Regions from separate parts of the Homo sapiens genome. Here region 1 is linked to region 2. Evidence: chromatin loops called from intact Hi-C (ENCODE). Cell type or tissue: heart left ventricle. All regions are shown on one strand. Links, peaks and the distances in the headings refer to the core of each region. The heading gives the core; the rest is flanking DNA.

Region 1 (15,711 bases), core at 5,389-9,388, 67 kb after region 2:
TGCACTCTATCTTTGTAAAAGTAAACTCTTTAGCAGTTGCATTGTTTTTCAAGGTCAGCAAAATTATAGACATTGATTGGTGCTGGTTTCAGTGTTAAACACTTTTAGTTGTTGAGAATGAGAGCGGAAATAGTTTTCTCATTTTTCAGATAGATAAACACTATCATACATCTCATACTAAACCATTAAATGTCTCACTGGCATCCTTGGTTTCATTCTGGCTTGATCACTTAATTATGTAGGTAGCATTTACAAGACTGCAAAGAAATGGTTTACAGAGAATAAAATGGTCTATTTAATCCCAGTGAAGTATTGTACTAAATGAATCTTTTTTAACAAAATAAACCCAGCTAATTTAACAATATTAAATCAGCAGCCAATATCTTTAGCACATCAAGGAAGAATTTTGGGTAATATTTGATGTTTATTACTTAAGAAGAAAGACAAGAATTCATGTGCCTGCCCCTTTTCTTAGGTCTGTAGGCTTCCACTGTTTAGAAGGAGTATAACAATTCTAATAAAATAACATATTCAAAGTGACAATGCAATTTACACAGGACATTCTCTCTTTTTCTTTTTTTTTTTTTTTTTTTGAGACGGAGTCTCGCTCTGTCGCCCAGGCCGGACTGCGGACTGCAGTGGCGCAATCTCGGCTCACTGCAAGCTCCGCCTCCCGGGTTCACGCCATTCTCCTGCCTCAGCCTCCCGAGTAGCTGGGACTACAGGCGCCCGCCACCGCGCCCGGCTAATTTTTTTTTTGTATTTTTAGTAGAGACGGGGTTTCACCTTGTTAGCCAGGATGGTCTCGATCTCCTGACCTCATGATCCACCCGCCTCGGCCTCCCAAAGTGCTGGGATTACAGGCGTGAGCCACCGCGCCCGGCCAGGACATTCTCTCATGCCATGACACTTCCTATTTAGCATTCCATTCCCCAACTAATACTTCCTATTCCTTAATTTTGTTTTGTGCATTCTTCCTAAATTTGCAGGATGGTTTAAAGTCAAAGAATACTTCCCATTTTGTACATTATGGTTGTATATATTTTTTGCATATGCACATACATTATTAGTAGTATTATAATCACATTGTATATAATCAAATTATAAGATATTCTGCTTTTTTGTATAGAATTATCCATATGCATGCCAGAATTTTGCTCAATATTGTTTTATTTATTTCATCATCTCATCGCTTTCTCTTGAAATCAACTTCTTTTTCTCAAATTGGTCCTTTAGATGTTAATCTAATGACGGAAAGACGTGTTCTATTGACAGTAAGACTTGTTAGTCAAATTAAACTTGTCCTTATTTTACATTTTCTTTCAATAGTGTTTCATTTAAAAGCTATTTGGCCAATATCTTATATTGCTCTTTAGAACTCTTCTATTAATTTAATTGCCATTAATTTGTTGGTAATATTTATGACATTTTTTGTTTTTTAATCTGTTTTTTAAAAATATTTTTCTATTATTGTTTCAAATGGTTTAGCAATTATATACTTACATCTGGTTTTCATTACATATATATTCAGTATATAGATCTTGTCATCATATGTCTTTAATTATATATCAATATATGTGTATGTGTACATTTTATTTTATATATCTATATAGTTATTTACAGTAATTCTTTAATATTTATCTTGATATATTTTGCCAGTATTGGAAAACTCTCAGCCATCATATCATTCAATATATAGCTTTTTCACTTTTCTTTAACTTTTTTATTCTCACACTTCAGTTTCACATATATTAGAATGATGTACTTTTTCATTGCTCATCATGTATATATCCTACACCTTTCCCGTTCCACATATTTATCTCTCTTTGCTTTAGTTGGGATATTTTCTTCCAACTTCCAGTTCACTATTTTTCTCTCTACCATTAAATGATATCTCATAAACCCACTTACTATACTTTGCAGTTCCAAAATGTCTGTGTTTCTTTCCGTAGTTTCTAGATTTCCAAATAATTCTGTCTTGTATTTTATGTTTATATCAATCATAGTTATTCTTAATTGTGTATGAAAACTTTATCTGAATTGTTGGTGAATCTCTATAATACCTTTTTAATTTCCCCCTGGTTTTTCATCATGTCTTGTCTTCTAGCATTCTTCGTTCTATTTTATTGAGGCCTGGTATTATATATGAAAAAATTTAGAGATAATTATAGGGTCTGAATAAAGAAGCGATCTCCTTCCAGAGAAGATTTATATTTGCCTCTGCCAGCAGTAAGGCTGGACTTTGGAGGTTACAGATCACTTTAATTCAAACAGGGATGGAGATGACTCAAAATTGAGCTTAGTTTCCTTTAAGAATTGATTGATTTCTGATTCATCCTTATTTAAGGGTAACTACTGAAATTGCGGACTTTTACCAGGGCTTCTCTTTGTGCATAAAGTTTGATTTTTGTCCCATTAGGCTCATAGGTGTGTGAAAAGCCCTGCTCAGCTTCCTCGCCTCTTAGCTTCTTCTTCCAATATAAACAGATACCCTTAGGGGAATGTGGCTAAGGGTAGTTGCTAGACTCAGCTTTCTGAGCTTCTCCTGTCTCCCAGATCTTGGTTCCCTAATTCTTTTTATTTTTCTTAACCACTCTGTGGAGATTTTGATAAAATATTTTCTCATACTTTTTCAGTTGTTCTCAGCAGGAGGGATGGATGAGATGGAATATGTAGTTTGTCATTGCAATTAATGGACTTTTTTTGCTTATTATTGTGGATGCCTGTGAACATGTTATATCATTTAATTTTGGTCCCTATTTCTTTTAATCTATCTTTCATATTTTCTGAATCCCTTTATCTTTCTGCTTTCTGAGTAGGTTCTTCAGGCTCATCCTTTCATTGACTAATTCTTCTGTTTGTTCTGCATGACTACACTATCATTCCATTACATTTTAATCATAAGGTACAAAAGGTTTTATTTCAATAAATTTTATTTGATCTTTTCTCAAAAAATCCTGTAGGTTTTTGCACTACCATGTTTTTCTAATATTTTTGATTCTTTATTTTAAATCTTCCAATCATCTTTAAGTGATTTAGGTGACTTTCTATGAGATTCCATATTTGTGATGTTCTCTTGAGTTAATCTTATTATTTATCATGTCCCTGGACACTGTCTGATGGTGGATTAGTTTTTATATGATTTTTAAAACTTAAATTGTAAGTTTACCTACTTGAGGGTTTTAAGCTATGTTACCTAAACTGAATGCATAGTCCTCCAGTGGGTTATTTTTTCTAGGGCCAGATGTCCCAGAAGTATTACAGCTTGAGATCACCATTAGTGGAACACAACTAAAGTTTCAATGAGAGTGTTCCAAAAACCTGACAGTAATATTATAATATATACTTAAGCATCAAAACCTAATATGGCACCAGTGGCTGTTTACAAATTCTCAGGGGATATATATTTTCTATCTTTGAACAGGCAGAGATTGACATATTTTACCTGTACTGGAGGTGAATTTCTTTCTAGTTCTCTCTTTTAATTAAATATGTGTATCTGTGCATAGGAATCAATACCAACACTAGTACTGGCCTAGGGCTTTATATAGATTCCCAATGTGCAAGAAAACCAAAGAAATTGTGTAAACCCCAAAACTTACTGAATTATTTCTCAGGTTCTTGATTATTTCCTATAATTGGGTTTTCCTTTTTTGTCTTGTGATCTCTATGCATAAAAGTTATATTTTATCTAAGAATAATAGTTATATGCGTGTCTATATTGCCAGAAATAAAATATGTTCATCTTTAGGATGTGGTATTTGTTTAGAATAGAACTGCCATTCTTATTGTATTGACTGCATGCTTCAAATTTAGTTAATAACAAATATAATTCTGTTTTTCTTGACAACTAGAATGTTTTCTCCCATTAATCACTTTATTTGGGGGGAGGATCAGCTATAGTCTAATATGAATTCAGTGATATTCACCTTTGTTATTTCTTTCTATGGGATAAAGTTTTGTGATTAATTAAACTTTTATTTGTGGTAGAGACAGTCTCATTATATTGCCCAGGCTAGTCTTGAACTCCAAGGGTCAAGTATTCTTCCTGTCTTGGCCTCCCAAAGTGTTGTGATTACAGGTGTGAACCACCACGCTCAGCTGATTAATTAAAGTTTAACATTAATTAACATCTTTTTTACTTGAGATATATTTTACTCCTATTATAATGTTAACACCACCCTATGGGCTATCAACATTTGAACTTTTGATCAATATTGAGTTAAATTTCCACATGTGCAATGACCATATATATCCTGTCAATCATTAAGTATCCTTAAGAGGTCGCTAATGTTCAGTTCCAAACAGGAGTTTTGTAAGGTCTTAGAATTACAAGAGTCAACATTCAATTCATTTTAGTGTTCATATTTCAGAAAATAAATTGGCAGGTTTTATTTCTGTAAATTTGTTAAGACTACCAGACACTTCACGGTTCTTCTAACATTGTTGCATTCAATGCATAATCAGGTGTTGCTAAGCAGCACATTATGACTTTATTATTTTAGGTAGCATATAAACATATTTTGGTTACTTTAAGCCATGATAGATGTTTCTCTGATTTTTTCTTCATTTTTAGTTTCTCCTTTTTCTCTTTCCTCAATAGTACAGTAAAATAGTACTATTTTACTGTACAGTAAATAGTACAGTAAATAGTACAATAAAATAGTAAAGTAGAACCCTCAGTTTTCCCTTATAAAATAGAATAAGAGTTTTATGTATCATTCTGTGGCCTTTCAACATTTATTGTACTATATTCAATCTTACAAATATTTATTATTTAAAAAGTACTAATAATTGAGTATATTAATTTGACTTTTAATATCACGGCTATATTTGGGGTATTTATTTATTATTATTGTAAATGCATTGAAAAGTTGTAATCAAAGCAATATAATTTTTAACCAAATAAAATTACTTGGCTATAGAAAGTCACGGAGCTAATTATCTCTAAGTAGCATCTCTCAGCTATGTTTTATGTTTTGATTTACTAGTTTTAGGAAAATAACATATTTTCTAGATAGTTAAATTTACGTCAGTGTATGCATTTACAATACCCACACATAATAGACTTTAGAAGGTAAAACATACAATATATTCTTAAAATTACCCACATATATTTTTCATCCGAACTTCCTCTTTTCTTTCAACTAGTAATATATTACCTATTAATAGAGGCTCTGTCCATGGTTTCTCATTTCCATGAAGCACTCTCATCCCTTTCTAGTCCTGAGTCATCTCTGCTTTCTCCCATGAATGTATTGAAAAAAAAGAAGATAATTGTGGAAAATTCCTTTAAAAATACTCTTTTAAAAATTTATTATACGTGTGGTAAATTTGTTTAAAGTTTAATCTCAAAGTTAAGAAGTAAACTTTTAATGGAGACTTTAAAACGATAGTATAGAATTTATTTTAAGATAAAGTTATATTCTGATAATTGTGAATCAACTCTTCATTATGGCAGTGTATAATAAAGATGATTTGATTTTTCTATAGCGACAGAATTATTTAGTGCTCTCTTTATTCCTAACGGTAGTACAAAAAGAAAATTTCAAGTGATGCTTCTGCTATGACCAATAAACTCATAATATTAAAAGTCAATGATACATATAATTCTGATAGACATCTTAGTATTTACTCTTGATAGAGAAAATAACCCAATTTCAGGTGCAAATATTAGATGAATTTGAAATGAGATTAAAGTTCCCAATTTTAAATAAAATATTTTCAAGCTTTTTATTGATGAAAAACTTACATAGACTGAAGTGCACAAGTCATAGCTCATACTACCTGATGCATGTCCAAAACCTGAACACACCTATATAACAAGTCCCAAAATCAAAAAGCAGAAACTTACCACTTTTAAAGCTTTCCTCATGCTTTCTCTCAGTCACTATCCGTCATTGCTGGTCAGTACCCTACAAAAGGTAACCACTATTTCTATTTCTGACACTAGATAACCCATTTTATTTACTTCCTAGATCTAAATGGTCTTCCCATGGAAACAGTTAGTTTTATAAGCTATAGTTACACTTTTTCTGACAATTAAATGTTATTTTTCATTGAATAGGTCCAAAGTGGTACCCTTCTCGAGTTGGTCTGCAGCTAGAATGTGGTAAGAAGCATTTTTCACTGATGTGTTTATTTAATTTATAATCCCTTTTCTATTTTCAAAAGCTGACATTCACTTATCACTTTGCAAATATACAAATATTAGTATTATTTAATTGATTCGCCCAACAAACTAGAGCTCCACTTTTATAAATGAATAATTTAGTCTCAAATAGGTATTTTTTACATATTCACTGTCTGTGAGTTTTAGAAGCAGATTCTGAAACTAAAATATTTTTGTTTGTGAAGCTTTAACTGGTCGTCTGTGAAGCTTTAACTGGTCACCTTCTCATTCTACTGCTCCATAATATATTCTTAAGGTTAATGCTTAGCTTTTTCAATTTTTTCTTTTTCTTTTTGCTGTTATAAAGCAGAATAAGTGACATAAGGAACAAAACTAATGAATTTGGAGAAGAAGCATTATGCCCACTATTAAACCTCAAATTTCTCAGATTTTTAAACCCTATGATCTCAAGAAATTTATCAATAAATGCACTTAAAAATGGCTCCTACCAATAATTACTGTTGCTGACACTACATCAACTTTATTTTAAATTTGGAGTTTAAAATTTTAATGAAAGCTGTGGGTAGCATGTACTTTTTTTCAGGATAGAATGAAAAAGCCTTTAATAGTAAATCTATAGGAGGTACCTCTTAAGGAATTTCAATCTCCCAATTTTTCATAAATAATGAGTTGAATTTTTTTTCTATTGCTTTTCCTAATATTTAGGTTGCCCTCTCTTAGGTATTACATGCACTTAAAGACAAATGATTATTTCTTTGAGTCTCTCGAAACTGTTACGAGTGTTTTCATTGCTGTCTTAAACATTTAATCGTTCTCTGAGAACTGTATGTTCAAAACAAAGAAATATGCAAGATTTCTAGGAGCCACACTTTTCTGATTCTCTCAAATTTATTTTTGCTCAAATGTTCAAGACAAATTCCCACCTACCTAGAGTTTAAGAAAGACAAATTATTGTCTCATCTACTTTTGCCTTCATAGGGCCTAGCACATGTCAGCACATAAGTGCCTTTCAATACATGGATGTTGACATATATGAAATGAAATTGACTCTTACACAAAGAAGCCTCAAAGAGTGTCACAGACAACATTGTCAAATGTAACTTCCATTTGAAGGACACTATTAAGAGACTGATAAATTTCTGTTAGTTCAGTGTTCTGGTGAATATGACATATTCCTTTTCTCCCAAATTTATTTACCTAGTTGAGTGTACCAGGATGGGGTGTGAGATGAGTAAAATATAGTTGTCGCAGTGTCCTTAAAAAGAACTGTAATGATGTATTTGAAAAAAAAGTCAACTGATTTAGTGAGATATGGTGCAAAGAAATCAAAATCCAAAGCTCATTTGGATTGATTCAGATTTCTACATTTGATTGACCCTCTCATACTTACTTGCCTACATGGTCTTCTTTTATATGGCAGAACTAAAAAAACCACTTAAATCATTTTTAAAGTGTTAGTGTTTATATGTTTATAATGCATATGATGATTGGCACAGGCTAGTTGCTCCATCAATCTTAGTCATAACTATTAATATTAAGAAGAAAAAAAGGCAATACCAAAACAAAGCAGGGTCTTAATATTTATACATTTGCTCCCAAAATATACGTACTAGAATCATTGATCTTATATGAATATTAGAGACTTCTATAGTTTCCTCACACAAAAGAAACCTTTAAAACACAAATAAAATAGAAGCATTGATTTTCATGGGTAAAATTTTAACCAGTTCTTTAGCTCTGTGTCTCTGCTGAGCTGTGCTATATTTAGCTGAACTTGGATAGGTTCATGCATGCAGCTGCAGTGAGCTGCTGGGCTGTTAGGGAATGATTGGTCTACAATAACCACAACTTTCATGAAATTCCCTTTGTTCAATGTGGTCTCTCACCCCTCAGCAAAATAGTTTGGACTACTCACAAGCTGGGAGTAGAGGTATAAAAATGAGCAGAGGTACTAAAGAATTGTTGAAGCCCAGGTTTGGAAATAGCAAATGATCACTTGTCCTGCAAGTCACTAGTTAGCCCATATTCAAGGGGTGGGAATATGAGAACAGCTATCACTGAGAAGAACTACAAGGTCATACTGTATATGGTGTGCATATGGGGAAGAATTTCAGCAATTTTTACAATAAATCTGTCATATAATCTGGTAAGTAAAATATTTTGTATATTCCTACCTTTATTAATATGCTTTATAATGTCCTGGAAGGACTGGGAAAATTTCTAATGTTTAAAATGATTGGATTTCTACATAGAAAAAATAGATTTTTTTCCATCACTGTTTCCAAGCAATACATCAAAGCTCCATCCACATCCTTTATACAATAGTCTTGACAAACCACTAGGTTTGTTGTGTACCCCAGTTCCAGGCCCATACTTGGGAGGGAATATCCAAAGACCAGGTTGTGCTTGTGTTAATTTGGTCAGGAAATTCAGGGCCCTTAAGTGGCTGAAGCATGATCTAGAAAGATATGTCATGGGATCTAGTTAGGTATTTCCTGTCCTCTTGGCCCTATATATTCCTCTCCCTTTGATAAGGGACATAATCATGGAAAGCCAAGGACAATGGTCCCTTTTTCTTGAGTCTGAACGCTATGATTATTGATACATCTAGATTTTATCAAGTCATTTTTTCAAAATCTCATATTCATGGGACCACATTTTAAAAATAGAATGCCAATGATCTGTTCTTTGAAGTTGGCAAGCATGATAGAAGGGTAGAAACTAACCCCTTTTCTAAGGGTGCTAATAGATGTATATTGGAAACATATTTTCAGCACACTTTCAAGTGATACAAAGCCAGCTGAATTTTTTGTCCTTTTTAACATTTTCTTGTTCTTATACATAATTGTCTTAATACTACTGACAATTTTGATATCAAAGCCTTCACCTTGATCCATATTGTGAAAGTTTTGTATTGCTATGTAACAAATTTACACAAATTTAGCAGTATAAAAAAACTATCATTTATTAGATTGAAGCCATATTATGGCTTGATTCTCTGATTAGGATTGTATAAGACTGGAATCAGAGTGTTGACTGAACTGAATTCTCATGTGAAGACTCTTGACAAAAAGCCACTTCCATCTTCTTTTGTGTTATTGGAAGAGTTTGTGTTGGAAATGCTTGTTCCCTGGTGCTCCAAAGAAATAGCACTCAAACATAAATTTAATTCTCTCAGCAAGGCAATTATTACTTTCTGCAGAAAGGGTGCTCATCGCAGATGGAATAATGGTGAGAGCACCCTTTTGCATTTTATGTTTGTTTGTCTGTTTGTTTGGTCTTTGCAGTTGCATGGAAGAAGTTCCTGTGTTCTTGCTGGCTGTCACTTCCTAGAGGTGGCTGTCTTTTCTCAAAGGCCACCTGTATCCTTGACGTTGACCTTCTCCATCTTCAAGCCAGCAATAGCACAGTGAATCTTCCCAATGCACTGGATCTCTGAATTCCTCTGTCTCTGATTTCTGCACACACATTATAAAAACTCATGCAATAAATCAGGACTACCTAGATAATCTCATTTTTTAAAGCCATGCAATATAATTTAATCAACAGAGTAATAGCCTATATCATATGCAGAACCTCAGGGATTATACAGGTAGCAGAAATCCTGAGGATTATCTAAGAAATCTGCCTACCACACATGTGTTCTTAGGTAAACACAGGACTACATTCACATTTTCAAAGCAATACCAAATTATATGTAATTATATATGTATATATATGTATGTATTTTACAAATAGTAATCAATTTACATGAAATTTCTAAAATATAACTATGAAATTGTTTTCAATAAAGTACCCAGAGAACCATATACATTAACATGACCACCTAAATTATCTGGCTGTTAAAAGTGGATTTATCAAATTTCTGCCTTCAAATGTAATATACAATAATTGTATATTTTTTGTTTCCTTTTAAAAGACCTTTAATTATAAATATAAGCAGATATCTTGGATTCTGAAAGATCATCTAATGGTAGATGCAAATTAACTTTTTTTATTTATTTCAAAAATAGAGACTGGAATGATGCCTTTTAATGATGTAGATAATATAAATCACAAATAACATATGTTAAGTATAACAATAATAATAACAACAATAATAGGATTATATTTGAGAGATTAATCCATTTTGGTATTTGAGCTCTAGTCTACTCATTTTTCTTCCTGCTTGGTATACATTTCTTTAAATAAAACAAAATATTTATCTCTTACCTTATTAAATAACATTTAAGTGTTTTTCAAATATTTTATTATAAATAGTGCTTAAAAAGATATTTTTTTACATATCTTCCCATATACACATTCCAGACTTGTCTGATGGTTATTTTTAAGAATGGAGTCAATTATGTTTATTTTACCTCTATCTTATGAGTAGCTCCTTTAAGTAACCTTTGTTATATCTTTGTCTTACTATGTCTAAAGTCTGTAATACTGGAAACCTTAGTGTGTTTTCATTCCTTTCTTTCCATGCTGAATACACAAACAATCTCATGAAGCCCCACGGTTTTAAATGTTAATGACTTTCAAATATCTACACACACTTCTACCCTGCTGCCTATTTGTCAGTTCTTTCTTGAATGTCTAAGAGATACCACACACTTAAAATACCTTAAGGACTCTTAATTTTACCCTCAGATCTTGCTTTTTCTGTAGTCTTCTTCATGTCAGTTAATGACATTACAATGCATTTAAGTACTCGGGCCAAAAATCTAACTGTCTTTACCTCACTGAATCTTCTCCTTTCAATCAGCTGATCAAGAAGTTGAATCTAGGCTATGTTCCAAATATATTTACAACTGATACATTTTAACATTCTCACCAGTACCACCTTAATCTCAACAAACATCAGCTCCAGCTGGATTAATTTTAAATGTCTCCTAAATAATCACCTTGCTTCCCTTCTTTCTATTTTTCACACAGCATCCAGAATATATTTTAAAAAGATAAATTACACCATTCTCCCGGTGCTTTGGAGGGACCATTCATCTATCCACCACTAATTTATGCTCTTATAAAATCATTTAGAAAGTAGTTGAGGTGTAGTTCTACTAACACTCAAAATTACACTTTTTGTTGTTTTGTTTTGTTTTCATTTTGAGGCAGGGTCTCTTTGTCGCCCAGACTGGAGTACAGTGAAGCGATCACAGTTCACTGTAGCCTTGACCTCCCTGGCTCAAGCAATCCTCCCACCTCAGCCTCCTGAATTGCTGGGACTACAGGCACACAGCACCATGCCTGGCTAATTTTTTTCTGTTTTTTTGTAGAGACAGGGTTTTGTCATGTCACCAAGATGGAACTCCTGGGCTCAAGCGATCTGCTCACCTCAGCTCGACAAAGTTTTGAGATTACAGATGTGAGCCTTCACACCTGTCCTAAAATTACACTTTAAAAAAATTCCTGTATGTTATTTGTTTAGGTCCTAATATAACATGTTCTCAGAAATAATAGGATAGTAACTAATGGTAGTCTAAATTTTGGGTAGATGGTATTGGGAAACCACTGTGCATTTGAAGAGTTGCTAGATATATGTTATAAAATGGCATTGTTCACATTTTGTTTTACTTTGAAGATTTCTTGTACATTGTAATTTCCATATTAAATTAATCTTTAGCTTTTACTGATTTTACACTAAGAAATTCTTTATCGTTATGCTAAGAAATTGTATTAAAATAAAATTTTCTTGTTATTTTTATTTTAGGCGGGCCTTTTTTGAAGGACTACATTACCATTCAAAGTATTGCAGCTTCCTCCATTGTCACACTGTATGCTACAGACCTAGGTCAACAAGTCAGTTGGACCACAGTAAGTGTTAATTTGAAATGTAATATACATTTCTCATATTTTGCTCTAAATAATTTATTGACAGATTAATTCTATCAAATAAACTCATAGCGAAACAAAATGTAGTGAAAGGTATTTTTAATTTTCTATTCTTACTATGACGAGTGGCCAAAGTTCTACTCAAGTATTGGAGCAATAGAAAAACCACAGTTTTGAAAAAGGAAGATAAGTTCCTTTTTTTTTTTTTTTTTTTTTTAAAGTCAACCCACTCTATTACTGGGAGCTTCAACTTTGTTACCAAAATACCAGAGGTTCGGTCTAGGTCCTGCTGCTCACTGCACAGAAAGCCAATGATGGTGATGACAAGTATTGCCAAGGAAGAAGGCTTCAGTTGGAAGCTGCCCCTGAGGAGATGGGAGCTCAGTCTCACATCCATCTGCCTGACTGACTAAAACTAGGGGTTTATATAGCAGGGAAGAAATGTAACAATGTGTAAGAAAACATGTACTAGGGAGGGACAAGGAGGCATCTGGTGGGGTGATCTGATGAATTTCAGTTCTTTGATACTCTTTTGAGAGAGCTGAAGGTTCTCTCCTGAGGAATGAGCTTAGGTAGAACAGATACAAGTTTCAAACTTTAACAGTAATAGGGGTCAATTTCTACATTTATCCAAAAATAACTGTCTATGGGACTATTGGGCTGGTTTCATCTGCTCCACCTATGCTTTGTTATTTACATGGTATCTCTTTACCTTTTCCTTCTAGTAATCTAGGAACATCACAGATTCTTTTGACACTGGAGAGAAGAGTATAGAATATCCAGTTAAAAAGGAGGTTCTCAGGCAGAGAAACAAACTTTTGGCAACTGACCATGAAAAAGTAAACTTCCTTCAGCCTGTGAAAATATTATTTTGGCTCTTTTTGGAGGAAAATAGCAGGTGTTAAAATCATGGTATTTGAAAATGGCATTAGATGAATGAGGACGACATTGAAAAGACATAGAGGGTTAAGAGGCAGTGAAAATACTTGGTACTAGTGCACAGTATTGAAACACTCATGGGTAATAGAATAAATCAATGGAATAGCTTCAACAGCAAGAGGAAATGTTAATATGATATTTAGTAACAGAGGCAGTGAAAAATTAATAAACAGTTTTGATATACAAAGAATAATGAGCTCCTTTTCTTTCAATTACATTAAACTTCTGTTATTTGTATTATTTAAACTATGAAAGTTTTTCTTTGCATTTACATTCCACTCCATATTTGTGATTACTTTTAATATTTTTCTATTCAAAATGACTTTTCTTTTTGCCACAATTAACAATCAATCAACATTACCATTCATAGTGATTTGAGCTGTTTCTTTACAATTAAACAACCAATTTTTGTAAGTTTTACAAATGTATGATAATTTATACATTAATATTTGTTAATTTTAATCTAACACAAATTTAATTTTAAATTTATTAATTAAAATATTGCTACATCTGTGAATATTTTCTAACAGTCTTTCTTTTTAAGATATATTTCCCATGTAATTAATGAGTTCTATTTTATGTTTTCATTAAGAAAATATTTTCTGTGTGAAAAACTTTAAGAAATTAGTAGTATATATGCCCACAAAGGTGAGAAAAGAAGCTGCCAATGTTCTATGGTCGTGTTTGCAGTACAGTAAGGAGCTCAATAAATATTTTTTGAACAAACAAATAAATGAATATCAAATGAAAAAAAATAGTTGATTTATTTTCCAAAGTATATTGAGCTTTTGAGTACTAACTTGTACCACTAAAGATTGAGTTTAGAACCTTATGAATTCTTGTGAAGCACATTTTAATGTTTAGAAAACAACCTATAGACGATGCATGCATTTGCAAATAAAGTTTTAATACTGTACTTAAATGTGATGTCTACAGACCTTTGCTTAAAGAGATTTTAGAAAAGAGTGTTTGGTCTTCAAAGGTTAAAATATTCACAGGGTCTTTGTCCACATTTACAACGAAAAGGGAACTCTGTTTACAGAAATTGTGTCAGGGTGAGCAGCATTAAACCATTAAATCATTAGAAATTTCAGCTTCATCACTTGGATAAGCACTGAGAAGAAAACACACTATAGTGGAATTATTTGACAATTGTACTAGAAAATTATAGCTTGTTTGAGAGGAAAATCATCTATGTGACAAAGAGAACTCTGCAAATAGGCTGGATATTTCTACATCAACCCCATGGATCACACATCTTTTTGCTCCAAATGAGTCAGTTCTATTAAATGCTAAAAATATACACATTACATTGCAATTACACCCATTTCAGATCAACTAAATTATGCAACAAAAGTAATGTTTTACCACATATGACATTCTTGTTCATTGAAAAATATGAAAATTTGTTCCTATAATAAATAATATAATAGGGAAATAATCTAATTTAGCAAGGTTAAAATTAAGATTTTAATATTTTTCTCCAACTAACAGTGTGTTACAAAATATTGAGTAAAATCTTGCCTCATTTAACTTACTAAAAAACTTAGGATAAAAGATTAATATGAAAATATAACAATTCTCATTATATGAAGACTGTTAATTAATTAAAGTTATGCAGTTTTCACCATTTTTGTATTAATTCATGTATGTATGAGTTAATGTGTAATTCTATACAATTTATCCCTTGTATAAGTTCATGTATCTAACACCAATGTCAAGATAGAGAATTGCTTCATCCTTAAGAAGGAACTTCTTCCTTTTATCTTTGCATACTTACATACACTTTTTCCTATCCTGGAGTAACCACTGATGTGTTCTTCATCTCCATATTTTTGTCATGTGGAAAATGCTCTATAAAAGGATTCAGACAATATTTTGAGATTGATGTTAATTTTTCTGTAAGCATAGTGTCCTTGAAATCCATCCTGATTTTTGTTTGTATCAATAATTGGTTCCTTTACATTGGTGAGTAGTATTCAGTTATATGGATGTAATGGACTTTGTTTAACCACTTACTCTTTGAATTACATTTGGGTGGTTTTTAGTATTTTGCTATTAACAAATAAAGCTGCAATGAATATTAGGGGTATTTGTATGAACTTTTTAAAAAATTTATCTGGGATACAGTGTTGAGTCTTGAGAATTCTTTATGTAATGTAGATACGAGTCCTTGTATATGTGGTTTGGAAATATTTTCTCTCCTTCTTTAACTTGTCTTTTCATCATCTTAGCAGAACTTTTCACTGAAAGAATTGTTTTCAATTTTAATGCAGTCTAATTTATCAAGGTTTTCTTTTAAAGATTATGCTTTTACTTTCATATATAAGAATCCTTCAACTTAGTTGTAGGTCCTGGAGTTCTCTCCTGCATTTTCTTATGAGTTTAGTAGTTTTATGTTTTACACTGTAATGATACCCTATTTTTATTGTAAATTTCACATTTTTAATGTCTAAATCTAATTTTCTTCAATTTGTCTCACGTGTTCTATAACCCTTATTTCTCTTTTTTTCTTACCTTATTTTGAATTAATTGTCATGCTGTCTTTTCTATTACCTTTGTGTTATTTTGGTATTTATATCTTCTATTTTACTAATTCTAGGGGTTACCAAAGAGATTACAGAGTGAACCCTTGAGATATTAAATGCTAATATACATTTTTACATTTGATTTTACTAAGGTAAAAATATTTCATAAATATTGAATATGACATTGAATGACTTTACATTTGAGCACCTCCTGACTCATTTTCATGGTTTTGGTACAATATAATTTTCCATATATCTTAAATCCAAATACATTACTAAAATTTTATCTAA
Region 2 (15,711 bases), core at 7,114-11,113:
TTCCTATTTCTTATGGTGTTTCATGATATAAGAATTAATCAAAAGCACATGGGAGTTGAATTCAGAAAGTCTTCTATATTAGTATAAATCTGAGAGTGTGATTTCTTTTTCCTTAGGCATGGTCTGGTATCTCTGACTTTTATTCATTTTTTATGGAACAGGAAGGCTTTCCTGGAGAAGTTATATTTATGTGTGTCCTAGATAGTTTATAAGAAGAATATAACAGGGAGATATGCCTGAGGCTAAAATAATTTACTAAGTCTATGTGTGTGTGTGTGTGTGTGTGTGTGTGCGCTCAGGGAGGGAAGAATATTGTTTGTTTGCTTGCTTGCTTGCTAGCTTGCTTTCTTATTTTGAGTGCAGACAAGTAGACAGGCAGTTAGAAATCATCCTTTTTTTTTTCATTTTAAGTTGGAGATTCCTGTGTGATATCCATGTATAGTTAACCATTAGACCTTTGGCTGTGAAGAACTCAGGGGAGTGGTCATGGTTAAATATGTTGATTTGGAAATTTAAAATGTATAGGTGATCTTTGTAGCTGTTGGATTAGAGAAGATACATTTGTAAAGAACAATGTAATGAGTAGGAAGAGAAAAGAACCAGTTACAGAGGCCTGAGAAACTTCAGCATGTGTTTTAAATAAAGAGAAGATGATAAGGGAAAACAAGGAGAATGTACCAGAGAGATAGGAACACGGGGAATGTTTATCACAGAAACCTCACCAAGATAATTTAAGTAAAAAGGACAAGATTAGTGGTGTCAAATATGGCTAAGAAGCACAGAGAAATGCAATAAGTATCCCTTATATTAAATGGTGTGATATTCATTGAGTTTAACTAGACTACTTTAGGCAGAGTGATTTAGGGAGAACTCTAATCTGGGATGGGGGATTATAAACAATGGGAGATTGGGAGATAAGACACGTGAGTTCACTGGAAGGCATTGCTTTTGTAGGTAGCAGATCTTTTTACAGACTTACCCTTCATTTTTCAACTTTATACATCTCTTATGTACCCCAATTCACATTCTTGAGATTACTTTCTAGCTCTTCTCTATTACTACATGTGTCAACATTCTATACTACTTATCAGGCTCAATACACATTTTGTAATTTTTATTTCTTGAGTTTCAGGAAAATTTGATTCCCTTGCTTGAAGTGTGTTCCGTCACAATCTGTATAGTTCATATTCATTCCGTATTGTCCAAAAGAGATGACAACTCCTTTATGTGCCACTTAGGGTCTCCTATAAGCAGATGTACTCCTCATCCCAGTAATGATTCAAATATCTATTATTACTGTATATAATCCAATAGTTAGGAGTGGGCATTTGTAAGCTATCATAGACGTTTAAAAGAGATATTTTATGCTTGCCCAACCTACTATTTTAATCATAAAATAGTGAGGCTTATAATTGATATATTAGTATTTTTTTCTAATAGTTTATTTTCATTGTATTTTACAAATGTATCAGTCCATGACAAAATAGAAGTTTAAAAAAAATTACTTTACTCTACATAGTTTGAGAAGCACCAAATTAGATGACATGGAAATATTTTTAACACTGCCATGATTCAAACATTTGAAAGCCATCTAAATGTTATTTTACAATAAAACTATCTTGGGTTCAGAAAAAAGAATAGGTCATATCCAGGCTTTTCTTGAATTTGATTCTAAAGTTTGTATTTCCCTTGGTAGGCAAGGGAAAAGTAACTCTGAAATGTTTGTTTTGTACATATAAAAAAATAGCAAAAATGATCTAAATTTTTTAGACCAATGAAAAGTGAATAAATTGTGTTTTCTTTGGAAATTTTCTACTTAAAATGGTAAATCTGAGAAGATGAGGTAAACAAAGAAATGCTAACCATTAAAGGAATGAAATTAAGGGGAGCATATTGTGCAAATAAGAGAAAACCTATTTCCTATTAAATCAAGATTGAATGAATACAATTAATACTGGAAACACTAGTTTAAAAACATACATAAAGCTTAAATAACATTTCTGTCTACGGAAACTAGCAGTGAAGTGGTGACTATGTCAAGAGAGACGTACACATTTGAGAGAGCTATGCCTGCTTTGTTATTCAAATAGTTTAGATTACACGAAGCTTATAATGAAATGTATTTGCTAACCTTAAAATGCATGAATTTAATTGGAAAGACAGATAACACATTTAAAACAAATTACAATATAATAAATAGCATACACAAGTTTAACACAAATTATACTGAGAAGTCTAGGGAAATAATTCTTTTATGTAAAAGAAATTTAGTTATGAGTATGAGAGTCAAAGAATTGTTTAGCTGAAGATGGCACTTGAAAGGATCTTGAAAAGTATATAGTATAGAACATTAGCCTGGTTGAGGTCGAAAGAGCAACCCAGGAAGAAAGTTTAGCATATCCAAGAAAAAAAGAGGCAGGAAAGTAATAAGCCAAGCTTCCTGGGTTGGTGTAATTAAGTACATGGTGTGATACTTCAAAACAGAGCAAACTGAGATTAAAATGGTATAGCTGGGGCTGATCAGAGAGGGCCTGATTGCCTTGCTAGGGCATTTGGACTATTTTTCTTTGAACAGGGTAATCATTTTTTTTCAGATCTGCCTTTCAGAAATTAAATCTGTCAACTACGTGGAAGATAAAATGTGTAGTAGAAACCCTGAAGACAGTTCTATAAAACGGAGAAGAAATCTTGTGTGAGCTTGTTCAAGACTGCCACATTTGGGAGGCAAGATAGTATTGGGATCTGCTTAGGCTTTAAGACACTCAGCCACCTCACACACTTATCCAGGTTGTGACACTGGGCAAACTTATTATGTTTTCCCTTATATTTGTTGCATTGGGCCATTCTCACATTGCTATGAAGAAATATCTGAGACTGGGTAATTTATATAGAAAAGATGTTTAATTGGCTCACAGTTCTGCAGGCTGTACAGGAAGCCTAGTGGCATCTGCTTCTGGGGAGGCCTCAGGAAGTTTCCAATTGTTGCAGAATGCTAACGGGGAGCAGGCACTTCCCATGACCAAAGCAGGAGAAAAGAGGAAGAGAGGGGAGATGGCACACACTTTTAAACAATCAGATCCTGCAAGAACTCACTCACTATGAAGAGGACAGTGCCAAGAGAATGGTACTAAACCATTCATGAGAAATCTTCCCCCATGATCCAATCACTTCCCACCAGGCCCCACCTGCAACACTGGGGATTCCATTTATACATGAGATTTGGGCAGGGACAAATTCCCAAACTATATTTTTTCTGCCCTTGGTCCCTCCAAAATCTCATGCCCTTGTCACATTTCAAAATACCATCATGCCTTCCCAATAATCCCCCAAAGTCTTAACTCATTTTAGTGTTACCTCAAAAGTCCAAAGTCTGAAGTCTCTCTGAGACAAAGCAAGTCTTTTCCACCTATGAGCCTGTAAAATCAAAAACAAGTTAGTTACATGCAAGATACAATGGAGGTACAAGCATTGAGTAAACACTCCCATTCCAAAAAGGAGAAACCCACTAAAAGAAAGTGGCTACAGGGTCCATGCAAGTCCAAAACCTAGTAGAACAATAATTAAATCTTAAAGCTCCAGAATAATCTCCTTTGATATCATGTCTCACATCCAAGACACACTGGTTTGATAAAGTGAGCTCCCAAGGTCTTGGATAGCTCCACTCCTGTGACTTTGCAGGGTTCAGTCCCTATGGCTGCTCTAACAGGCTGGTAGGTTGGCATTGAGTGCCAGCAACTTTTCCAGGCAAACATAAGCTGGTGGATATATCATTCTTGGGATCTGGAGGACAGTGGCCCTTTTCTCACAACATCATGAGGCAGTGCCCCAGTGAGGACTCTGCGTGGAGACTCCAACTTCACACTCTGCACGGCCCTAGTAGTGGTTCTCCATGATGGCTTCCCACTGCCCTAGTAGAGGTTCTCCATGATGGTTCCACCCCTCCATCAGGCTTTTGCTTGGACACCCAGGCTTTTTCATATATCCGCTGAAATCTAGGCAATGGTTCCCAAGCCTCAACTTTGGCACTTTGTGCACCTGCAGGCTTAAAACCACTTACACTCCCTGAAGCAGCATCCCAAGCTGTACATAAGTCCCTTTGCACCAGGGTTGAAGCTCCAGCAGCCAGGAGGCAAAAGCAGTGTCCTGGGTCTAGGCAAGGCAGCAGGGCTCAAAACCTGGCCCAGGAAACCATTCTGTTCTCCCAGGCCTCAGGGCTTCTGGTGGGAGGGGCTGCCTCTTAGATATTTGAGATGCCTTCCAGGCCTTTTTCTCATTGTCTTGGCTATCAGCACTTGCCTTCTTCTTAGTTACACAAATTTCTCTAGCAAGTGGTTGCTCAGTAGCCTGCTCGAATTACTTCTCAAAAAACTCTTTTTTTTTCTATGCCGTGTGGCCAGGCTACATTTTTTTTGCAAACATTTATGCTCTGCTTCTCTTTTAAATATAAGTTCCAACTTCAAGTTATTCTTCTGCTACTGCATCTGAAATTAGGCTATGAGAAGTAGCCAGTGTGCATCTTGAACACTTTGCTGCTTAGAAATTTATTCCACAACCAGAGGTGTCCCAGGGAGAGAATACACTCGTGGGTTCTGAGTTTCTGTTTGTCTGGTTGGGCCAGTAAAGCCTCTTCTTTATCTCTCTTTTATGCTTATCACTGAAGACAGAAACTAAAACCATGTCTACAGGCTGCTTCAAGCCTAAAACAACAAAATAAAACAAGAACAACAACAACAAAATAAGGCAGGCTACACACGCTTGCATCATTCTCAAGTTTAAAGTTCCACGGATCCCTAGGGCATGGGCACAATGCACCCATGCTCTCTGCTGTGGTATAGCAAAGTGACCTTTTATCCAGTTCCCAGTAAGTTTCTCATTTTCTTCTGAGACATCTTCAGCCTAGAATTCACTGTCCGTATCATTATCAGAATTTTGGTCCCAATCATTTAATCAGTCTTTAAGTTTCAAACTTTCCCTCATCTTCCTTTCTTCTTCTGAACTCTCGAAACTCTTCCAACCTCTACCTGTTAGTGAATTCCAAAGCTGCTTCCAGATTCTCAGGTGTGCAATACTTCACCCTGCATTAGGCTGTTCTCACATTGCTATAAAAAATACCTGAGACTGGGTAATTTATAAAGGAAAGAGGTTTAATTGTCCCATAGTTCTGTGGGCCGTACAGGAAGTATAGTGGCATGGCACCTGCTTATGGGGAGGCCTCAGGAATCTTACAATTAGACAGAAGGTGAAGAGGGAGCAGGTGTATCATATGGTGAAAATAAGAACAAAGAGACAGAGAGAAGAGATGTGACACACCTTTAAACAACCAGATCTTGTGAGAACTCACTCACTTTTTTGAGGACAGTACCAAGAGAATGATATTAAATCATTCACGAGAAATCTGACCCCATGATTCATTTCCCTCCCACCAGGCTACATCTCCAGTATTGGAGATTCCATTTCACATGAGATTTGAGCAGGGACAACATCCAAACTATATTATTTAATGATATGAGTTTTCTCATTAGACGCACCTGAGAAATACAACCTTCCATAAGAAAATTTTCCCTAGGAAATGGCTATGGCACAGAGCCTTGAATAAATTAGGACATAGATACAAATTCAAATTTACAAATTTAATAATAACATGAAAATTCTCACATCCATTAAATGTATCAAACTACTATAAAATAATGTTTAATGAAATATACACATTGTAATAAAATTTTTAAAGATAATTACTTTTTAATATATGTGTTTATAAACAGTGTTTGGGGAATAAGCATAAAACAGTTCAAATTAAATATAAGTCATTGGGCACATTTTTTAGGACACACTTGAAACTATCAGAAATACACACACACACACACACACATATTTCTTTCCTAACTTAATTTTTACTGAATATCAACCCTGTGTTTAAGTCAGTTTGAGCTACTGTAACAAAAATATAAAATACCAAGTGGCTTATAAACAACAGAAATCTGTGCTAGATTCAGCAGCACATTGGAACAATAAAGAGATTAGCATGGCTGCTATATAGCAATGACATACAAATCCGTGAAGTGTTCTGTATTTTTCTTCTGGTTGGTAAAAAAAGAAAAAATATTTCTCATAGTTCAAGAGGCTGAGACATCCAGAATTAAGGCACCAGCAGATTCAGTACCTAATCAGGGCCAGCTTCCTGGTTCATAGTTTATGGCCATCTTCTGCTTGTGTATTCACATGGCTGAAGTAGTCTGGGAGTTTTCTCAGGCCTCTTTTGTAAGGGTGCTAATCCCTAATAACCTCACAAAGGCGCCACCTCCCAATACCATCATCTGGGTGTTAAAATTTCAACATATTAGTTTTAGGAGGATCTAAACATTCATCTTAGGACCATGTATGTATCAAAACTTAATAAATGTACTGTAGTTCCTTTCAAAGGTACTTACAGCCACATAGGTTAGGCAAACTTATATATCCAGTGGTAATAAAATTTAGAGTGTGGTATTACAGAGAAAATAAATATGACATTCCATTCTCACTTATTTTAGTTAAATTTAGTTTAACCTAGATTTTACTGTTTGGGTATATAATGAATGAAGGCAATCTCCCTACATAGAAACCTGAAAATGTGCATGACACACTAATTAGCAAAAAAGTTCAAGATAAATTTTTTTTTGTTGTTTTATAATATAAGAGTTCAAACAAAATAGATAAAGCTGTGTGGCTTTATTTCTGGGTTCTCTCTCATGTTCCATTAGTTTATGTGTCTGGTTTTGTAAGCTGTTTTGGTTATTGTAGCCTTGTAGTACAGTTTGAAATCAGATAGTGTGATGATCTTCAACACAGTCAACAAAAACAAGCAATGGGGAAAGGGCTTCCTATTCACTTAATAGTGCTGGAATAACTGGCTAACCATATGCAGAAGACTGAAACTGGACACCTTCCTGTCGCCATATACAAAAATCAACTCACAATGGAGTAAAGACTCAAATGTGAAACCTAAAACTGTAAAAGCCCTGGAAAAAAAATTATGAAATACAATCATGGAACTAGGAACTGGTAAAGATTTTATGATGAAGACTCCCAAAGCAATTACAACATAATAAAAAAATGACAACTGGGACCTATGGAAATTAAAGAGGTCCCTTACGGCAAAAGAAACTACCAACAGAGTAAACAGACAACCTAAGGAAGGAAGAAAGTGTTTGTAAACTATGCATCTGACAAAGTCTAATATCCAAGATCTATAAGGAACTTAAACAATTGAACATGCAAAAAAACAAACAACCACATTTAAAAATGGACAAAGGACATGAAAAGATACATATAACCAACAAGAATATGAAAAAAATACTCAACATTACTAATCATTAGAGAAATGCTAATCAAATCCACAATGAGAAACCATCACACATTAATAGTCAGAATGGTTACTATTAAAGTCAAAAATTAGCAAATGCTGGCAAGGTTCTAGAGAAAAGGGAATACTTATGTACTCCTGGTGGAAATGTACATTCATTCAATCATTGAGGAAAGCAGTTGGAGATTTCTCAAAGAATTTAAAGCAGAACTACCATTCAGCCCAGAAATTCCATTCATATTTCCACAGGAATATAAATTGTTCTACTAGAAAGACAAATACATGCACATGTATATTCATCACAGCAGTATTCACAATAGCAAAGACATGGAATCAACCTAAATGCCCATCAGTGATAGACTGGATATAGTCAACATGATACATGTATACCATGGAATACTACACAGCCATAAAAAAACAGACTCATGTCCTTTGTAGCAACATGGAAGAAGCTGGAGGCCATTATCCTAAGTGAATTAACTGAGGAACAGAAAACCAAATACTGCATGTTCTTACTTATAAATAGGATCTAAACATTGATTACATATGGACACATAAAAGGGAACAATAGACACTGGGGCCTACTTGAGGGTGGAGGGTAGAAGGAGAGTAAGAATAAGAAACTCACTATTGGCTACTATGTTTATTACCTGGGTTGTTTCATACTAAGCTAAAATAACCAAACTCCTGTGTCATGCAGTTTACCCCCGTAACAAACCTGCACATGTACCCTCTCAACCTACAATAAAAATTAAATAGAAAAAAATGATAAAGATTTTTCTTATATAATGTATTTGTATTTTGGGGAAATAATCTCAGTTTGCCCTTTTTATGGTTTTGTTTGATGCTTATTTTAGAAGTCAAGTCCAGATTACATGATATCAATACATTTTGGTAGTCTGACAATGAATCTGTCAAATCATTAGCTAACTTGGTTCTGTGATCTTAGTGTGTACTTAAATATAACACATTGTGATCGTGTTAGTTGTTCCTTTTCACTAAAGTTTTGTGCTCAAACTTATCTAATGATCTAGTGACAACTTTCTTTCCTCATAAAATTAGCATTTAATAAATGAGCAGTTATTTATGACAATGTTAAGTAACTTTTATAACTTAGGTTAATGGTAAATGTATGCAATTGATTAAGTATTAAAATATAATTTGGGTAAAATACATAATTTACAGGGCTTAAAAAAATTCACGTTTGGCTGGGAGCGGTGGCTTACGTCTGTAATCCCAGCAATTTGGGGGGCTGAGACAGGAGGATCACCTGAGGCCAGGAGTTTGAGACCAGCCTGGCCAACATAGACCAGCCTGGCCAATCTGTTTCTACTAAAAATACAAAAATTAGCCAGGTGTGGACGAGGTGCCTGTAATACCAGCTACTCAGGAGGTTGAGGCAGAAGAATCATTTGAACCCCGGAGACAAAGGTTGTGGTGAGCTGAGATTGTGCCACTGCACACCAGTCTGGGTAACAGAGTGAGACTCTGTCTCAAAAAAAAAAAAAAAAAAAAAAATGCTTGTTAATTTTTTGACTTGTAACATTAGGAAAATATTTATATTTCATGATCTCAATTTTTTTATCTTTTAAAGAGCTCAGTGTTTCCTACTTCACAAGGTTATTTTTGATGATCAAATGTTTATCTGTATACGTAGTAAAGTAGTACCTGCTGCACAGTAAATGCCCAATAAATTTTTCTCTTCCTATTTCCATTTTACTCTCCTCCACCACGTAGTGTAGTATAGTGGTTAAGGACAAGTATGGAAACACTCTGTGTTCAAGACCTATCTTTAGCTTCTTAACTGTGTGACCTTGTTAAATAACCTTGTTAATATCCACTTTGGGTCACAGTATTTTCATTTGTAAAATGTATGTAAAATATATATCTTATGCCACGGGAATTGTGTGTGAATTAAATTTTTAATAAAGATAAAATTCTAGGACTAGTACCTTTGGCTGCCTTTTCTACATTAAAGTCTGTGGAATGAATACATTCTGGAGGCGCATGTCCACTACAATTATCGAAGATTAAGCTTTCAACTTTCAAAAGACACTAATAAAATTAATGTTTAAAAATCTAGCTACACAACAATGAGGAAAATGGTGCTATTATGTTTGATAGTTGTCTCTTCTATACCATAAGGAGCATAGGCTACGCTACCTGCCATACTGCAGTGGAGAGGAAATTTTTATTATTATCTGCAATGATGATTTTACAGTCACTATACATAGCAGGTCATGTTGGTAATGAAAGTGACGTTATAATTCACATAAGAAAATAGTTGATAGTATATTTTTAACATCAGATGAGCTGACCATTTTTATTTATCTTATTTTGCCCAAGAAATGAATGTCTTGGTTAAAGATGGAGAGAACATATTTTGTTTGAAGAAGGAAAAACTAAATTACATTACTTATCAAATTTTCTTACTCCAAAAAAGTCTGAATTTCCAACAGCATTATATATATACATATATTTAGACATATACACAATGCTTAAAATATGTATGTAACATTTTATTTTTATCTAGCTAGCTAGCTCTTCAGAAATAAAAATAATATGCATGATGGATTCTTATGTAAGACTCAGAGAAAATATTGTAATCGTAACTGGGACTCTGACCTTCTTGAACACTCCAGATAATAATTTTTTTAATTTTAACAATTCTTCCTTGAGTCTATAATTTCTAAATACAATCATATATGATGTATTAACAATAAATATATTAGATTCATTATATTAATATTTATTTTCTGTAAGATAGTAAAACTACTCAATATAGAAGCAGAAATGGGAAAGCTATGAACTCTAAGTCTGATAAAATATATTTTAAGAAACTAAAATATCCTCATATTGTTTTCAATTTTAATGTCCTTAGGAAGGCAGTATAATCAAAACAACTCCTCTTACAAGGAGGAATTTGTAAAATTATTATACAATTAATTTTGAAAGTAACTTTTCCATTCGAACATCTCTGTGATTGCAAGATTCTGATGGATAAGGCAGGAGCATTATTTATCTTTCCATACACATGGAAGAAATTCATGTTCCCCCCCTTTGCAGTCAAAATCACATTTGGATTTGGAATCACCTCTATCCCTTTGGAGTTAGGTATGATCACATGATGTGTTTTGCAAATAAGAAAATGTAAAACTAAGTGATGCATGTCCTTTTTTGCCAAAGATTTCAGTCAGGGAGAATTCAGAATATTTTCCCCCCTCTACTTTAAATGCCAAAAGCCTTCTAGGTAATAGGTTTACTATCAATTATATCACAGATTTTGGTAACGGAAACAGACTGAACTATTGGTAGAAATGTAGCATCATCAACCAATCACTATTATTTCCAGATTCTGGGACTTCGGGGTTTGTTAGTCAAGCACAAATGATACTACAGCACCACCTCATTCCTAGCACCAAGTTATGTACTAAGCAGGATAGTAGAGTGACTAGTATATAACTTGATGCTAGGAATGAGGTGGTGCTGGAAGACATATTTACATGATGTAGAGATGGCTTAATTGTTCATTTGTGAGTAGTGAGAAAAACATCAGAAGCTGGAAAGATGAAAATCCAGGTCATGCTGTGGTAATTTGTAAAGTGTTGTGTATAGTAACTTATAAAGTACAGCATAGGCCTGATGAAATTGCTGATCTAGAAAAAAGTTGTTAATACCACCTGTGGTAGCCAATAAAAATTTGATGCTTACAGCAATACATTTCAGGAGAGAAGAGTTTATATGAAAGCTTGTGAAGCTGACAGACAATAAATATAAAAGCAGAGTTTAAGTCTTAAATTCAAAATATCTATCAGCCTCGACTAAAAAAAATACTTTATAAGCCTTAAAATTATTGTTTTCTCCCCAAATGCTTGGGGATAGGTAATGGGCTCTAGGAAAGCAGATAATGTCTTTTAGTTCATAGGTTGCTAGGTTAAATAGGCATATCTTATATCATTCAGAGAGTCTGGAGTTTGAGCTCGATGTCATGATTAGAAGGGGTTTTGCATTTCTTGAGGATATGCTGTGTGTATCTCGAAAATGTAAAGGAGATTGGACTAAATAGTTGGTGATCAGAAGTGTAGACGCAAATAAATATTACTATTTTTATTATGGTTTTTAACTGGTTCTCATACGGGAACATGGTAGGATTTAATTCACCTACCTCCCTGAAGTAACATGTTTTGTGCTGATGAAATATGGGTGGAATGCATACATTTATCACCAGACCGAAGCTGGAAGAACCTAACCTAATTTAATTACCTTTTCTTTTAGCTTTTGCCTTAGAAACAGTCAATGTTGCAGATGACTTCTGCTTTGTCAGTATAGATTCTAAAGTGAGGAGAATGCAGGGCAGATACACCAGTTAATCTGTGATATATATGCAGTATGTGTAGAAAATAAGCATGGACTGTTTTAAACCACTGGGTTTTGCAACACAACCTAGACTATTCTAGCAGGTGCATTCAATTAAATTTGAATTAAAGACAGCTTTCTTGATTTTGTCAGTTTATTTTTAAAGATCCTTCAATCATTAGAAGAACCTGTAACAAAGACAGTGTGACAGCAGCTTTCTATATCATTGTAACATATTTCTTCTTAAATTATTGCTTGTATATCAATGTCATATAGTTCATTTAAAAATGGGAGGCATATTTATAAAGTGTTTTATTGTTCACATAAGAGCATTCAATAAACTGGCTATATGAGTTAATCTATCCAGTCTCTGTTAATGTCTTCAATGAATGTACCTACTATATACTAGGATCTCTAGTCAATAATATTGAGAATAGAGACAGCAGAAATGAGCTTATCTTAAATATATAAAGTTGTATCAAAAGAATGATGAGATTTCTTAGATAATTAAGTTGAATTATCACAGTTGACGTAAAGATTCTGGCTTAAAAACTGTTTGAGTGTTGATGTTATTAATGGGGTAGACACAGTTTTTTGCCTAATACATATAGGACTCAGTTCTGGTCATTTAACTTTGAAATTACTCTGAGACAATCATGCAGACTGGTTAAACATCCAGTTGTATGTGTAAGTCTGCAGCTGTGAAAACAAGTTGGTGCTGGTAATATACATTTGAGAATATGAAAATATATGGCATTCAAAGTAATGGGAATGAGTGAGATCAACTTCCTTGACAAAACATAAGCTATTTTTACATAGGATCACCAAAGCAATTCAATTATGTGTTGAACCGTCATGGTTCATATAATCATCAAACTTTTTTTAGAATTTCAGACATATGTAATGATAAAATTTTCATTGTTCTCTCTAATGTCAGATACTCTGAATTTGTTTATACGTTGAGGACAAATTCTTCCAAGAGCATGCAATCCACATAGTTAAATTTAAAAAGTAATGCAATCATTTTTAGTGGCTGGCAATACGTGGTAGCATTTATGAGGACAGTGAGCCAATGATGCAGAAATAATTGTAGCCTCTATCTCTGTGGTTTGATGTCAAACAATTCATTAGTGATATGAACTTTCTAAAATTGATTTTCCTCCCTAATTATTTTTGCTTGAAACTCATTTCATATTTGTCATATTTTAAAAACTGTAACATAAATCTTTAAGTAGGAAAAATAAGTATATGACCATCACTTCAAAATTTGAAGTGCTCTAAATTTTTGAAATCAATTTTAAATCTGTTATCTCTCAGGGATATAGGATGTGAGGTTTCTTTACGTCAGTAGATTTATTCTAGTTATCTTAAAATAAAACCACACTACTTGGACAATATAATTAATAAGAGGACTGCTCAGTTTAAAGTAAGCAATGACTCCAAATAATCAATAATGTACAATAACAAAAGTCTAATGCTCACTTATATGACATGCTCAATGTGGATGAACTGTAGCTTTCCTCAAAGACCTATTCATTATGGAGCAGATTAAATTAAACAGCTTTTGTCTTTATTATTGTCAGTTTCCAAGTAGAATGAACAGAAATGTGGTGGACTCATAATGGCTCTTAAAACTTCTGCTTATATGCTAAACTTGTAACTTCCTGTTACATTTCACAGGCCAATCAAGTTACATGATCATGCTCCACTTTGACATGTTGAAGATATAAAACATTCCCTCTGAGAGAAATGCCCAGAGAGGGAACACAGCGATTTGAACATTTATAACCTTGTGAGGTTAAACAAAGTCTCTTTGCATCAAAAATACTTACTCCAAAATTCATGTGCTAAAGTTCATTCACTTTAATTATGTAAGGAGCCTCAATTTTTTATGCAAAGTTTATTAATGTGTTTGTTCAGTTGGAATAATTGTAGCTGCCTGGCTTCTAAGCCAGATAAGTGAGACCTGTAACAGGCAAATACCGGGACAAAACTAAAACAGTAAGAACCAGCAGCTTTGAGAACATACACTCATCAGGTAGAAGTCAGTAGCTCCCAGGTATATGAACATTTATAATGCTTTGTAAAGCAAGGCTTAACATGGACATACTTCTTCTGTTCATATTCCATTGGCTGAAGCAAACCAAAAAGCTAAGTCCAATGTCCACCAGCCCTCCCTTTCTAATAAAGAGGAGGGATAGAACAAATATTTGCTAAAATAACCTAATTTGTCACCAATTTTCAGTTTCCAAGAACAATTTAAATTATCTTTCATTTTTGAATAGGCATATATTTGTTTAAAAATTGAATCAATAATTAATAATCTATCAAAACAGTAGTACCAGGACCAGATGGATTAATTGGTGAATTCTACTACATATTTAAGGAAGAAATCACACCCATTCTCTACAATCATTTTGTACAATATTTCCTAACTCACTCTATGATGCCAACATTACCCTGACACCAAAAACAGAGGGCTTATAAAAAAAGTAAATCACAAACCAAAATCCCTCAAAAATATAGATGTAACAATTCTCAACAACATATTAGCATATGAATTTAACACTGTATAAAAAGAAGTATCCTTTGCAACCACGTGGGATTTATCCTACTTGTGCAAGCCTAGTCCAACATTTAAAAAGCAATTAATGTGGTTCATCACATCACCAGGATAAAGTAAAGAAAATCACACAATTTTATCAGCAGATACAGAGAAATCATTTGACAAAATCCAACACTCCTCCATAATAAAAGTCTCAATAAAGTAGGAATAGAGGGGGAACTTCCTCAACTTCATCAATAATATCTCCGAAAGACCTACAGGTCACGTCATTTTTAATGGTGAAAAACTCAAAACTTTCCCAGCAAGATCAGAAAGAAGGAAAGGATGTTTAGTCTCACCACTGCTGTGTGGCATCTTACTGGAAGTTCTAGCTAATGTGAAAAAAAGGAAATAAAGAGTTTACAGATAGGCAAGGAAAAATTAAAAGTCTTTGAAGATGGCATGTTTGTCTATGTAGAATATCTGAAATAATTGGTCTGGAAAAACCCAAGGAAACAAACAGTAAAAGAAAACAGAAAGAACCCCTGGAATTATGATGGATTTGCAGCAAGGTTTCAGGATACAAGGTTAATATATGAAAGTCAGTCATGTTACTATATTGTATATCCTACTAATGAATAAGAGCAATTCAAAATTATATATAAAACAATCATGTGTAATTGTTATTTATGCATATTCACATTATTTATATTTATTTATTTGTATTTATGTAATTTTCATTACTAATAAAAATTAAAATACTTAGGTATAAATCTAACAAAACATTTACATAACCAGCATGAGGAAAACTAAAATACTCTGGATGTGAAAGAAACTAAAGAACTAAATATATGGAGAGATACTTTATGTTAGTGGATAGGAAGATTCAGTATTTTCAAGATGTCAATTCCTTCCAAATAGATGTACAGATGTAATGCAATCCCTACTAAAATCCCAGCAAGTTATTTTGTGCATATTAGCAAACTGTTTCTAAAGTATATATGAAGAGGCAAAAGATCCAGCCTAGCTAAAACAATATTGACAAATAAGAACCAGGTTGAAGAACTGACGTCACCTTACTTCAAGGATTCCTCTATAGCTATAGCAAGCAAGAAAATGTGATATTAGTGAAAGAAAAAACAAATGTATCAATGATACAGAATTGAAAACCCACAAATAAAGTTATCTAAATACAGTCAACTGATCTTTGACAAAGGAACAAAGGCAACATAATGTAGAAAATATAGTCTTTTCATCAAATAGTGCTGGAGCAACTAGACATCCACATGCAAAAAAAAAAAAAAGGATTTAGACTCATCTTACACATTTCACACAAATTAACTCAAAATAAATATCAGACCTAAATGTAAAACTATAAACTACACTAAAACTATAAACAAAACTATAGAACTCTTATGGTATAACAACAAAATCTTCATGACCTTGGATTTGGCAAAGATCTTTTGAA

What was found. Peaks named below come from ENCODE experiments on the same cell type or tissue, not always from the same donor. Only the 100,000 strongest peaks of a DNase experiment are listed, where the experiment ranks them.
Region 1: a loop joins it to region 2, with 7 times the contacts of the local background. A loop is called at or near these places in 1 of 110 quality-filtered maps.

What each region holds. Positions count from the first base shown.
Region 1 is chr4:64,318,913-64,334,623 of GRCh38, reverse strand. It overlaps TECRL (trans-2,3-enoyl-CoA reductase like), which reads left to right. Exons shown (of 12, transcript NM_001010874.5): 3 at 6,068-6,112; 4 at 11,832-11,935. Among named protein-coding and RNA genes, the nearest start is that of TECRL, 83 kb to the left of the region's middle. In heart left ventricle, for the core only: no CTCF peak of the experiment used is centred there; no DNase peak of the experiment used is centred there.
Region 2 is chr4:64,388,057-64,403,767 of GRCh38, reverse strand. The region is part of intron 1 of TECRL (trans-2,3-enoyl-CoA reductase like); the gene reads left to right. It also overlaps the pseudogene RNU6-191P. Among named protein-coding and RNA genes, the nearest start is that of TECRL, 14 kb to the left of the region's middle. In heart left ventricle, for the core only: no CTCF peak of the experiment used is centred there; no DNase peak of the experiment used is centred there; H3K4me3 peaks cover 509 bases; H3K27ac peaks cover 1,102 bases.